Regions from separate parts of the Homo sapiens genome. Here region 1 is linked to region 2. The links are chromatin loops, found by intact Hi-C in ENCODE. Cell type or tissue: B cell. All regions are shown on one strand. Each heading gives the region's core, and the rest is flanking DNA. Links, peaks and the distances in the headings are about the cores only. Region 1 overlaps P2RX4 (purinergic receptor P2X 4). Region 2 holds the start of LOC105370031 (a long non-coding RNA gene).

Region 1 (5,372 bases), core at 172-5,171, 110 kb after region 2:
GTTTTTAGTACAAAGTTTCACCATGTTGGCCAGGCTAATCTGGAATTCTTGACCTCAGGTGATCCTCCTGCCTCAGCCTCCCAAAGTGCTGGAATTACAGGTGTGAGCCACCATGCCTGGACCCTTCATTCCTTTTTATTCATGGCTGAATCACATTCCATCATGTGACTAGACTAGGACAGACATTTGGGCTGTTTCCACCATTTTTTTTTTTTTTTTGAGACAGAGTCTCGTGTCATCCAGGCTGGAGTGCAGTGGCGCGATGTCGGCTCGCTGCAACCTCCGACTCCCGGGTTCAAGCAATTCTCCTGCCTCAGCCTCCCAAGTAGCTGGGACTACAGGTGCCCGCCATCACACCCGGCTAATTTTTGTATTTTTAGTAGAGACGGGGGTTTCACTGTGTTGACCAGGCTGGTCTTGAACTCCTGACCTCGTGATCCGCCCGCCTCAGCCTCCCAAAGTGCTGGGATTACAGGCTTGAGCCACCGCGCCCGACCTGTTTCCACCTTTTGGCTCTTGTGAAAAGTGTTGCTCTGAATATTTATGTACAAGGACTTGTTTGAGTCACTGTTTTCCATTGGGTTATAAACTTTGATGGGAGAGAGCGGGAGAGCACGCGGTCAGTGTTTGAGTTGTCCTCTTCAGTCAGCGTCTGCCTTTCTTGGCTCTCCGTGAGTCCTCTGAGCGTGGCTTGCCCGTGCTGTCTCCCCTCTGCAGGAGGAAAACTCCCTCTTCGTCATGACCAACGTGATCCTCACCATGAACCAGACACAGGGCCTGTGCCCCGAGGTAGGAGGCCCCCGGGAAGAGCCCCAGGCCCCACACCCCTCTCCACGCCTGTCCACCTGTGTGTGGGGCCGGGCCACGTGGACTTTCTTTTCGCTCCTTCTTTTTCCAGATTCCAGATGCGACCACTGTGTGTAAATCAGATGCCAGCTGTACTGCCGGCTCTGCCGGCACCCACAGCAACGGTACGAGCTTGTGGCCTCCTGGGGAGGGCGGCCCCTGAGCAGATCGCCCCCACTGTGGAGCGTCTCTGATAGAGAAATCTTCCCAATTCCTTCACATGACCCTGGGTGAGCCAGGTGCCGAGGCTGGGGTCCTGGAGCCCCTCTACATTCACTGCTGTCATTGGAGCCCCACAAGCCATCCCAGCTCTTGCCCTACTGTTTTTTTTTTTGTTGTTGTTGTTGTTTTTTCTTGTTTTTTTTTTTGTTTTGTTTTTTTGTTTTTTTGAGCCAGAGTCTCGCTCTGTCACCCAAACTGGAGTGCAATGGCATGATCTCGGCTCACTGCAACCTCCACCTCCCAGTTTCAAACAATTCTCCTGCCTCAGCCTCCCGAGTAGCTGGGATTACAGGCATGCACCACCACGCCCAGCTAATTTTTGTACTTTTGGTAGAGATGGGTTTTACCATGTTGGCCAGGCTGGTCTCGAACTCCTGACCTCAGGTGATCCACCCGCCTCAGCCTCCCAAAGTGCTAGGATTACAGGCATGACCCACTGTGCCTGGCCTCTTGTCCCATTCTTTAGCTTGGCATCACCCTGGCTGAGATGTGGCTGGCACACAGGTAACTGTCTTCCTCCGATTCTAACTCCTGGACAGTGACACTGTCTAAATCCCAGATTTGCACAGCTCAAGACTGGCTGCATGGGAGGCTGGATGGGGCTCTCACTCCCTACTCCAAAAAGGTAGAAAATAGGAGACCCCTGTGGACATGGGACCCCCCTGCCACCCTTGTGCTTGTAGGAGTCTCAACAGGCAGGTGCGTAGCTTTCAACGGGTCTGTCAAGACGTGTGAGGTGGCGGCCTGGTGCCCGGTGGAGGATGACACACACGTGCCACAGTGAGTCCAGCCCTAGGGAAGGAAGTGCCTTTTTGTTTTGTTTTGTTTTAGACACAGTTTCACTCTGTATCCCAGGTTGGAGTGCAGTGGTGCGATCTTGGCTCACCACAACCTCCACCTCCCGTGTTCAAGTGATTTTCTGTGCCTCAGCCTCCCGAGTAGCTGAGATTATAGGCACCCACCACCACGCCCAACTAATTTTTTGTATTTTTAGTAGAGACGGGGTTTTGCCATGTTGGCCACGCTGGTCTCCAACTCCTGACCTCAAGTGATCCACCTGCCTTGGCCTCCCAAAGTGCTAGGATTACAGGCGGGAGCCACCACACCCAGCCAGAAGCCACCACACCCAGCCGGAAGCACCTTCAACTCTGCGTGTCAGCCTTGAACAGAGGTGGTCAAGGAGTTACACCTGTGTGTTGTGGCTTTTTGTGTGTTTCTGGTGTCTGTATGAAGTCAGGCTGCCCTAGGATGGCTGCTCTCAACCACAAGGCAGCGACCATCAGTGGCAAGATGGGCCACAAGTAGTCTGTCACTCACGAGAAGGGTGCAGGTGACTGACTTCCTTGTATGTTAGGACTCTGTCAGTTGCAAATAACTGACAGGAAACAGTTCTCAGTGCCTTAAGCACATGTGCACAAACACATACACACATACACATGCGTGCACAGCGGGGGGGCAGTGTATTGTCCGGCTGACCAAAAAGATCCAGCGTGGCCAGGAGAATCTCGTGCCAGGCTGAGGCAGAAGAATCTCTTGAACCTGGGAGGAGGAGGTTGCTGAGCTGAGATGGTGCCACTGCACTCCCTCCTGGGCGACAGAGGCCACTGCACTCCTGCCTGGGCGACAGAGTGAGAGACAAAGGACAACACCCTAGTCTCCCTTCCTGGCTCTGCATCCCGCCGTGCCAGCTTCACTCGCAGGACCCACAGCATAGCCCGGGAGGCAGCGCTGCACTTACAGCCCCCCAAGTCTGAGTCTCCCTTTCCAGCTGTCCCTGGAGATTCTAGACCTGTCCATCATCGTATCAATGGCCATATCTCTCAACCCATCTCTGTGGCTGGGGAATGGGTTTTGCTTATCAGCTTGGGCCTGGGTCACATGCCCACCTCTGCAGCTGGGGCTAGAGTCAGACCCACCCAAGTGACATAGGCAAGCATTGGGGAGATATGGCTTCCAAAGGACATTTGGGGTTCTGTTACCAGAAAAGCTGGGAGCAGATGCTGGGAAGAAAACAACGGATGTTTGCTACAGTGTATTTTAAACTAAACTAGACAGGTTCATCCTGGCGCGGTGGCTCATGCTGTAATCCTAACACTTTGGGAGGCTGAGGCAGTCGGATCATCTGAGGCCAGGAGTTCAAGACCAGCCTGGCCAACATGGAGAAACCCCGTCTCCACTAAAAATACAAAAATTAGGGTTAGGGTGGCGCTTGTCTGTAATCCCAGCTACTTGGGAGGCTGAGGTAGGAGAATTGCTTGAACCCGGGAAGTGGAGGTTGCAGTGAGCTGAGATCGCTCTTCTGCACTCTAGCTTGGGCGACAGAGAGAGACTCTGTCTCAAAAAATAAAAATTTAAAAAAATAAATAAATAAAAATTTAAAAATCAACTAAACTAGCCAGGTTCAAGGTTGCTCTAGAATAACATTCTTCGTGGTTGTAATTGGCTGTGCTTCATGGGGTGGAGTCCGGGCAGCGCTCTGAGAAGTGCGTGCAGCCTAGGGCCTTTCTCACCGAGAGCTCAGACCGAGGTCTCCATGAGCCCCGGGGAGCAGGAAGCCACTGAACCTCATCCTGGGTGTGTTGAGACAGAAGGAAAGGCTGAGAACTGCAGATTTAGAGATTGCTAAGGCAAAGGAAGGAGATAGAAAAAGAAAAGGAATCCTAGCATCTTAGAGCTGGAGAGGATCTCACAGAGCTGTGCTCTCCAACACAGGAGACTCTGGCCACGCGTGGCTATTGAAAATTGAAATATGGCTGGGTCCGAAAGGAGATGGGCTGTCCATAGGAAGTGCACTTATCATCAAATTGGATTTTTTTTTTTTTTTTTTGAGACGAAGTCTCGCTCTGTCGCCCAGGCTGGAGTACAGTGGCGTGATCTTGGCTCACCACAACCTCTGCCTCCCGGGTTCAAGTGATTCTCCTGCCTCAGCCTCCTGAGTAGCTGGGATTATAGGCACCCCCCACCACACCTTGCTAATTTTTGTATTTTTAGTAGAGATGCAGGTTTCACCATGTTGGCCAGGCTGGTCTCGAACTCCTGACCTCAGGTTATCCACCTGCCTCAGCCTCCCAAAGTGCTGGGATTATAGGTGTGAGCCACTGCACCCAGCCCGATTCTGTTTATTATTTATTTATTTTTTATTTATTTGTATTTATTTATTTATTTGAGATGGAGTCTCGCTCTGTCGCCCAGGCTGGAGTGCAGTGGCGCCATCTCTGTTCACTGCAAGCTCCGCCTCCTGCGCTCACGCCATTCTCCTGCCTCAGCCTCCCCAGTAGCTGGGACTACAGGCGCCCACCACCACACCCAGCTAATTTTTTTGTATTTTTAGTAGAGAGGGGGTTTCACTGTGTTAGCCAGGATGGTCTCGATCTCCTGACCTCGTGATCCACCTGCCTTGGCCTCCCAAAGTGCTGGGATTGCACGCGTGAGTCACCACGCCCGGCCCTGAATATTTATTATGAAAAAAAGAATGTATAATATCTCATTGATTTTTGTATGTTGGTTACATGTTGAAGTAATATTTTGGGTTACTGTATAAAATTTTACTTGTTTCTTTTACTTTGTAGTGTGGCTATTAGGAAACTTTAAGTTGGAGTGTGGCTTGTAGTTGTGTCTCATAAGATACTTTTTTTTTGACACAGGATCTTGCTCTGTCACCCAGTGCAGTGATAACGATCATGGCTCACTGCAGCTTCGAACTCCTGGACTCAAGTGATCTTCCCGCCTCATCCTCCTGTGTAGCTGGGACCACAGGGGCGCACCACCATGCCCAGCCAACTTATTTTTTGTAGAGACAGGGTCTCACCATGTTGCCCAGGCTGGTCTTGAACTCCTGGGCTCAAGCAACCCACCTGCCTTAGCCTCCCAAAGTGCTGGGATTACAGCGTGAGCCACCACACCTGGCCTCACAATATACTTTTATTGGACATCACTGTTGCAGATCTAATGCGGTGTAAAATGATTTTTAAGTGCACACTGATATAAGAAATAACATTGGCCAGGCACAGTGGCTCATGCCTATAATCCCAGCACTTTGGGAGGCAGAGACGGGTGGATCACTTGAGGCCAGGAGTTCAAAACCAGCCTGGCCAACATGGTGAAACCCCCTCTCTACTAAAAATATAAAAATTAGCCAGGCGTGGTGGTGCGCACCTGTAATCCCACTACTCAGGAGGCTGAGGCACGAGAATTGCTTGAACCCGGGAGATAGAAGTTGCAGTGAGCCAAGATCATGCCACTGCGCTCCAGCCCGGGTGACAGAATAAGACCCTGTCTCAAAAACAGAACAAAGACTAAAACGT
Region 2 (5,372 bases), core at 68-5,067:
GTGGAAGTGGTGGCCACAAGGAGAGGTTCCTCTGACTGAGGAAAGGGGAGTGAAGAGTGGGAAGGACTTTGTCTTGTGGTTTGAGTGCCAGCTTACCTGCAGTGGAATGATACATCTATAGAATTCTATTCTATCTTAGAATAGAATTCTAAGGTTTATCAATCCCTGGCTCCCAGACAGCATCTCTGGACCTTCCCAGGGAACTCACTGCCCTGAAGGGAGGGACAACACCCTGGCTGGTTTTGCCACCTGCTGATTGTAGAGTCCCAGGCCCTTGAGTGAATTCAGGTGATGGCCAGGTAGCAGTTCTAGCAGACCTTAGGTGAGACCCAGTGCTGGGCTGCTTCAGGTCTGAACCAGTGCAGTCCCAGTGGTGATGGCCACAGGGGTTCTTGTGTCCTTCCACCCCCAGTTCCAAGAGGCCTAGCTTGGAGAGAGAGAGAGAGAGACTCCATTTGTTTGGAAGAAAGCAAGGGAAAAGAACAAGAATCTCTGCCTGGTAATGCAGAGAATTCTTCTGGATCTTCTCCAAGACCACTAAGGTGGTACCTTTACGAGTCCGCAGAACTACAGTTTTATTGGGTTCGGGGTTCAAGTCCCTTTGAATACCTGAAAAGCCTTCCCAAGAATCACAGGCACAAATAAGCCCAGACTGTGAAGACTACAATAAATGCCTAACTCTTCACTGCTCAGACACTGATGAATATCCATAAGCATCAACACCACGCAGGAAAACATGACCTCACCAAACTGAATAAGGCACCAGGGACCAATCACGGAGAAACAAAAATAGGCAACCTTTCAGGCAGACAATTTGAAAGAGCTGTATTGAGGAAACTCAAAGCAATTCAAGATGACACAGAGAAGGAATTCAGATTTCCTATCAGATGAATGTAACAAGGAAATAGAAATAATTAAAAAGAATCAAGAGGAAATTCTAGAGTTGAAAATGAAATTGACATACTGAAGAATGCATCAGAGTCTTAATAGCAGAATTGATCAAGCAGAAGGCCGGGTGCGGTGGCTCACACCTGTAATCCCCACACTTTGGGAGGCTGAGGCAGCTGGATCACTTGAGGATAAGAGTCTGAGACCAGCCTGGCCAACATGGCAAAACCCTGTCTCTACTAAAAATACAAAAAATTAGGCTGGGCCTGGTGGCTCACGCCTGTAATCCCAGCACTTTGGGAGGGTGAGGTGGGTGGATCACTTGAGGTCAGGAGTTCGAGACCAGCCTAGCCAACATGGTAAAACCCCAACTATATTAAAAATACGAAAATTAGCCAGGCAAGGTGGTGTGCACCTGTTATCCCAGCTACTCAGGAGGCTGAGGCCAGAGAATTGCTTGAACCTGGTAGGTGGAGGTTGCAGTGAGCCGAGATCATACCACTGCACTCTGGCTCGGTAAACAAAGCGAGACTCTGACAAAAAAAAAAAAAAAAAAAAAAAAAAAAAAGACTTTGAGACCAGACTGGCCTACATGGTGAAACCCTATCTCTATTAAAATTACAAAAGTTATCTAGGCATGGTGGGAAGTTGAGGCAGGAGGATAGCTTGAACCTGGGAGGTGGAGGTTGCAGTGAGCCGAGATGGCACCACTGTACTCCAGCCCAGGCGACGGAGCGAGACTTTGTCTCAAAAAAATACCAAAAACCAAAAACAACAAAAACAAAAAACATCAAAAGACTATGAGAAACAGTGATTGGATGTTTGGGGTGTGGATATCGGAATCTGGAGCTGGGGACAGGTGTGTCATTTGATAGTCCCTTTTGAGAACCACTGTTGATCTAAAGCTATTCCAGTTCCCTAGGGGATTGCTAATAACCGGTGCAGCTGCTGAGACAGGGAAAGGGGCCTAATTCCTTTTGCAAAACAAGGAGCAATATTTATATGAGAACTCAGTACATTTCATCACATAAAAATTGCAAAACGCCAGGCTCTGTCATTTTTAAACTAATATTTTTGGGAGTCCACCAAACAGTCTCTAAGATGGAACTGATTGTGAATATGCTGGTGCCAGGTGCAATGGCTCACACCTGTAATCCCAGCTACTTGGGAGGCTGAGGTGGGAGGATCACCTGAAGCCAGGAGTTCGAGGCCAGCCTGGGCCTCTCTAAAAAAAAAAAAGCTGTAAGTCAAATGATATAGCCTCTAGAAGCCACAGTTTGCTCATTTACAAACTGGAGGAGAATAAGATGAGAATTGTCTGATATTGAGGATCAGAAAGTGCTTCATGATGCATAAAGCAGGTAATGGATTATCAATGCTTTGCTGCTCAGACACACAGCAATGGGTTCATACCATTCTGAGAGTCTAAATTTAGGACGTGGTGTGACCAAAATTACCAGTAATTAAGTTTCTTATGTTTCTGAGGCTCTGCTTCCTCATCTGTACACTGTGGCAAGACCTTGTTCTGACTATGCACTGAGGATAAAATAAGGCCTTTTGAAAAAGATGATGACACTGACCACTAATTAATGATTTCAATGTTCCCGTCCAAGGTCAGGCAAAAGCAATGCAGAGCCATAGAGAATGTTGGTGCAACACTGCCCTCTGCTGGTCAGTAGCAGCACCACCATGGTTACAGAGAGGAAAAGGTCTTTACAAAGGGATTCCTGGGAAACTGAGGCAGAGAGTGGAAGGGATTTGCTCAAGGGCACAGAGTTAGCTTTGGACAAAGTGATGGCTCGAATCTGAGATTCCTAATTCCTAGTTCTTTCTAGAGGGAGAAAAATAAGGGCTGGAAACTAGTGGATTGTCGTTTCACTCTCACTAGGCTCTGCACGGCATTTTAAATAGGCTGATTGGAATTTCTCTCTCCTGTTCTTCCCTTGCCACCCAAACTGCTCGGGTTTCTTGTCCTTTTCTTCATACCAGGATAACCATCTGTGTGGCCCCATAAGGCCCAAAGTCCTCTTGGGTGCTGCCGGAGGTCCAACAACCAGTAAAGCACGGAAGCTGGGATCTGAACACTCACTTGAGACCCCAAGGCCCACAATCTATTTGCCACCAAAAAACAAGACAAAGCAAAACACCATGGTAACTTGTGTTGAAAAAGATAGATCTTGTGTTTTGTTATTTCCCCGAATGGTATTTGTTGGGCAGACACATGTGTGTGTACAGGGTAGCAGTCAGGATGGACCACAGGCCCCCACACTATGAAACCCTTCAGACTCTCCCATAGAAATGAGGGGAACTGAGCCAGGTGCAGTGGCTCGTGCCCGTAATCCCAACTTGGGAGACTGAGGCAGGAGGATGGCTTGAACCCAGGAGTTCAAGGCTGTAGTAAGCCATGATTGTGCCACTGCACTCCAGCCTGGGGGACAGAGTGAGACTCTAACTCAAAAAAAAGAAGGGAAGGAAGGAAGGGAGGGAGGGAGGGAGGGGAGCCAGGCACAGTGGCTCACACCTGTAATCCTAGCACTTTGGGAGGCCAAGGCAGGCACATCACTTGAGCCTAAGAGTTTGAGACCAGCCTAGGCAACATGGTGAAACCCATCTCTACAAAACATACAAAAATTAGCTGGGCATGGTGGCACATGCCTGTAGTCCCAGCTACTTGAGAGGCTGAGGTGGGAGGATCACCTGAGCCTGGGAGGTCAAGGCTGCAGTGAGCTGTGATCGCCCCTCAGGACTGGAAGTCCTCCTGGTCTGGGTTCAAACCCTGCATTTCTGAACACTACTGTGTGCCAAGCCCTGGCAAATCATATTTCTTTTAATCTGATAACACTGTGAGGTCGGTACAATTATTATTATCACCATTTTACAGGTGAGCAAATGGAAGCTCTGAGACATTAAGTATCTTGCTTAAGAGCAAGAGTTGTGGGGAACCCAGGTGTTGATAATTTGCCAGCATTTGACGTGATGCTTCATGGTTTTATTCCTCCCCATTTGCAGACAGGAAAACCGAGTTGCAGACAAATGAAAGTGACTTACCTCAGGGCCTTTGCATGTGACATCCTCTCTGCCTGGAATGCTCTTCTCAGATATCACCTTGGCATCCCCCATCACCTTCTTAAGGTCTTCACTTAAAAGTCATCATCTGGCCGGGCGCGGTGGCTCACCCTGTAATCTCAGCACTTTGGGTAGGCCAAGGTGGGTGGATCACGAGGTCGGGAGATCGTAGACCATCCTGGCTAACATGGTGAAACCCAGTTTCTACTAAAAATACAAAAAATTAGCTGGGCATGGTGGCAGGCACCTGTAGTCCCAGCTACTCAGGAAGCTGAGGCAGGAGAATGGCGTGAACCCGGAAGGCGGAGCTTGCAGTGAGCCGAGATCGCGCCACTGCACTCCAGCCTGGGCAACAGTGTGAGACTCCATCTTAAAAAAAAAAAAAAAAAAAAAGTCATCATCTTAGGGAGGTCTTTTCTGATCACCCTATTTAAAAGTTCAGGCTGGGCGTCATGGCTCACACCTGTAATCCTAGCACTTTGAGAGGCTGAGGCAGGAGAATCACTTGAACCTGGGAGGCGGAGGTTGCAGTGAGCCGAGATTGCGCCACTGCACTCCAGCCTGGGCGACAGAATGAGACTCTGTCTCAAAAAACATAAAAAAATAAAAATAAATAAAAATAAGTTAGCTCCATGCTTTTAACTCAGTAACAAAAAGACAAATGACCAACGTCAAAAGTGAGCAAAGGACTATCTAAGAAGATATATATACACGGCCAATGGGCACATGAAAAGATGCTCACCACGTAATGATATGTATTAGGGAAACACAGATCAAAACCACAGGACACACGACTTCCTATCACTAGGATGACTGTTATTTTAAAAATGGAAAATAACAAGTATTGGTGAGGAGATGAAGAAATTGGAAGCTTTGTATATTACTGATAGGAGTGTAAAATGGTGCTGCTGCTGTGGGAAACTGGCCATTCCTAAAAAAGTTAAACATAGAATTACCATATACCCAGCAGTTCCACTTTTAGGTTTTTACCCCAAAGAATTGAAAATGGGGACTCAAGCAGATACCATTTTTATTTTTATTTTTTATTTTTAGTAGAGATGGGGTTTCACCGTGTTGGCCAGGCTGGTCTCGAACTCCTGATCTCGAGTGATCCACCCGCCTCGGCCTCCCAAAGTGCTAGGACTGCTGGCGTGAGCCACCATGCCTGGCCTCAAACAGATACTTGTAACCTAAATGTTCACAACAGCACTATTCACAGTAGCCAAAGATGGAGACAACCCAGATGTCCCTAAACAGACGAATGGATTAACAAAATGTGGTCTATCCATGTGATTCAATTTTACTCAGCCATAAAAAAGAATGAAAGGCACATGCTACCACATGAATGAACCTTGAAAACAAGGTGAGATTCTTGTGAAAGGAGCTAGTCACAAAAGGCCACATAGTGTATGATGCCA

The links. A loop is a pair of places that touch in the nucleus more often than their neighbours do. Peaks named below come from ENCODE experiments on the same cell type or tissue, not always from the same donor. Only the 100,000 strongest peaks of a DNase experiment are listed, where the experiment ranks them.
Region 1: a loop joins it to region 2, with 10 times the contacts of the local background. A loop is called at or near these places in 30 of 110 quality-filtered maps.

What each region holds. Positions count from the first base shown.
Region 1 is chr12:121,221,196-121,226,567 of GRCh38, forward strand. It overlaps P2RX4 (purinergic receptor P2X 4), which reads left to right. Exons shown (of 12, transcript NM_002560.3): 3 at 718-789; 4 at 899-971; 5 at 1,752-1,848. Among named protein-coding and RNA genes, the nearest start is that of P2RX4, 14 kb to the left of the region's middle. RefSeq lists an enhancer at 2,202-2,702. In B cell, for the core only: CTCF peaks have their summits at 2,718 and 3,068; DNase peaks (open chromatin) are centred at 1,846 and 2,436; H3K27ac peaks cover 1,416 bases.
Region 2 is chr12:121,107,960-121,113,331 of GRCh38, forward strand. LOC105370031 (a long non-coding RNA gene) reads right to left here and starts at 963. Exons shown (of 4, transcript XR_945458.2): 1 at 1-963. It overlaps LOC105370030 (a long non-coding RNA gene), which reads left to right and starts at 3,996. Exons shown (of 3, transcript XR_007063494.1): 1 at 3,996-4,095. In B cell, for the core only: CTCF peaks have their summits at 2,580 (motif pointing left) and 2,783; a DNase peak (open chromatin) is centred at 2,542.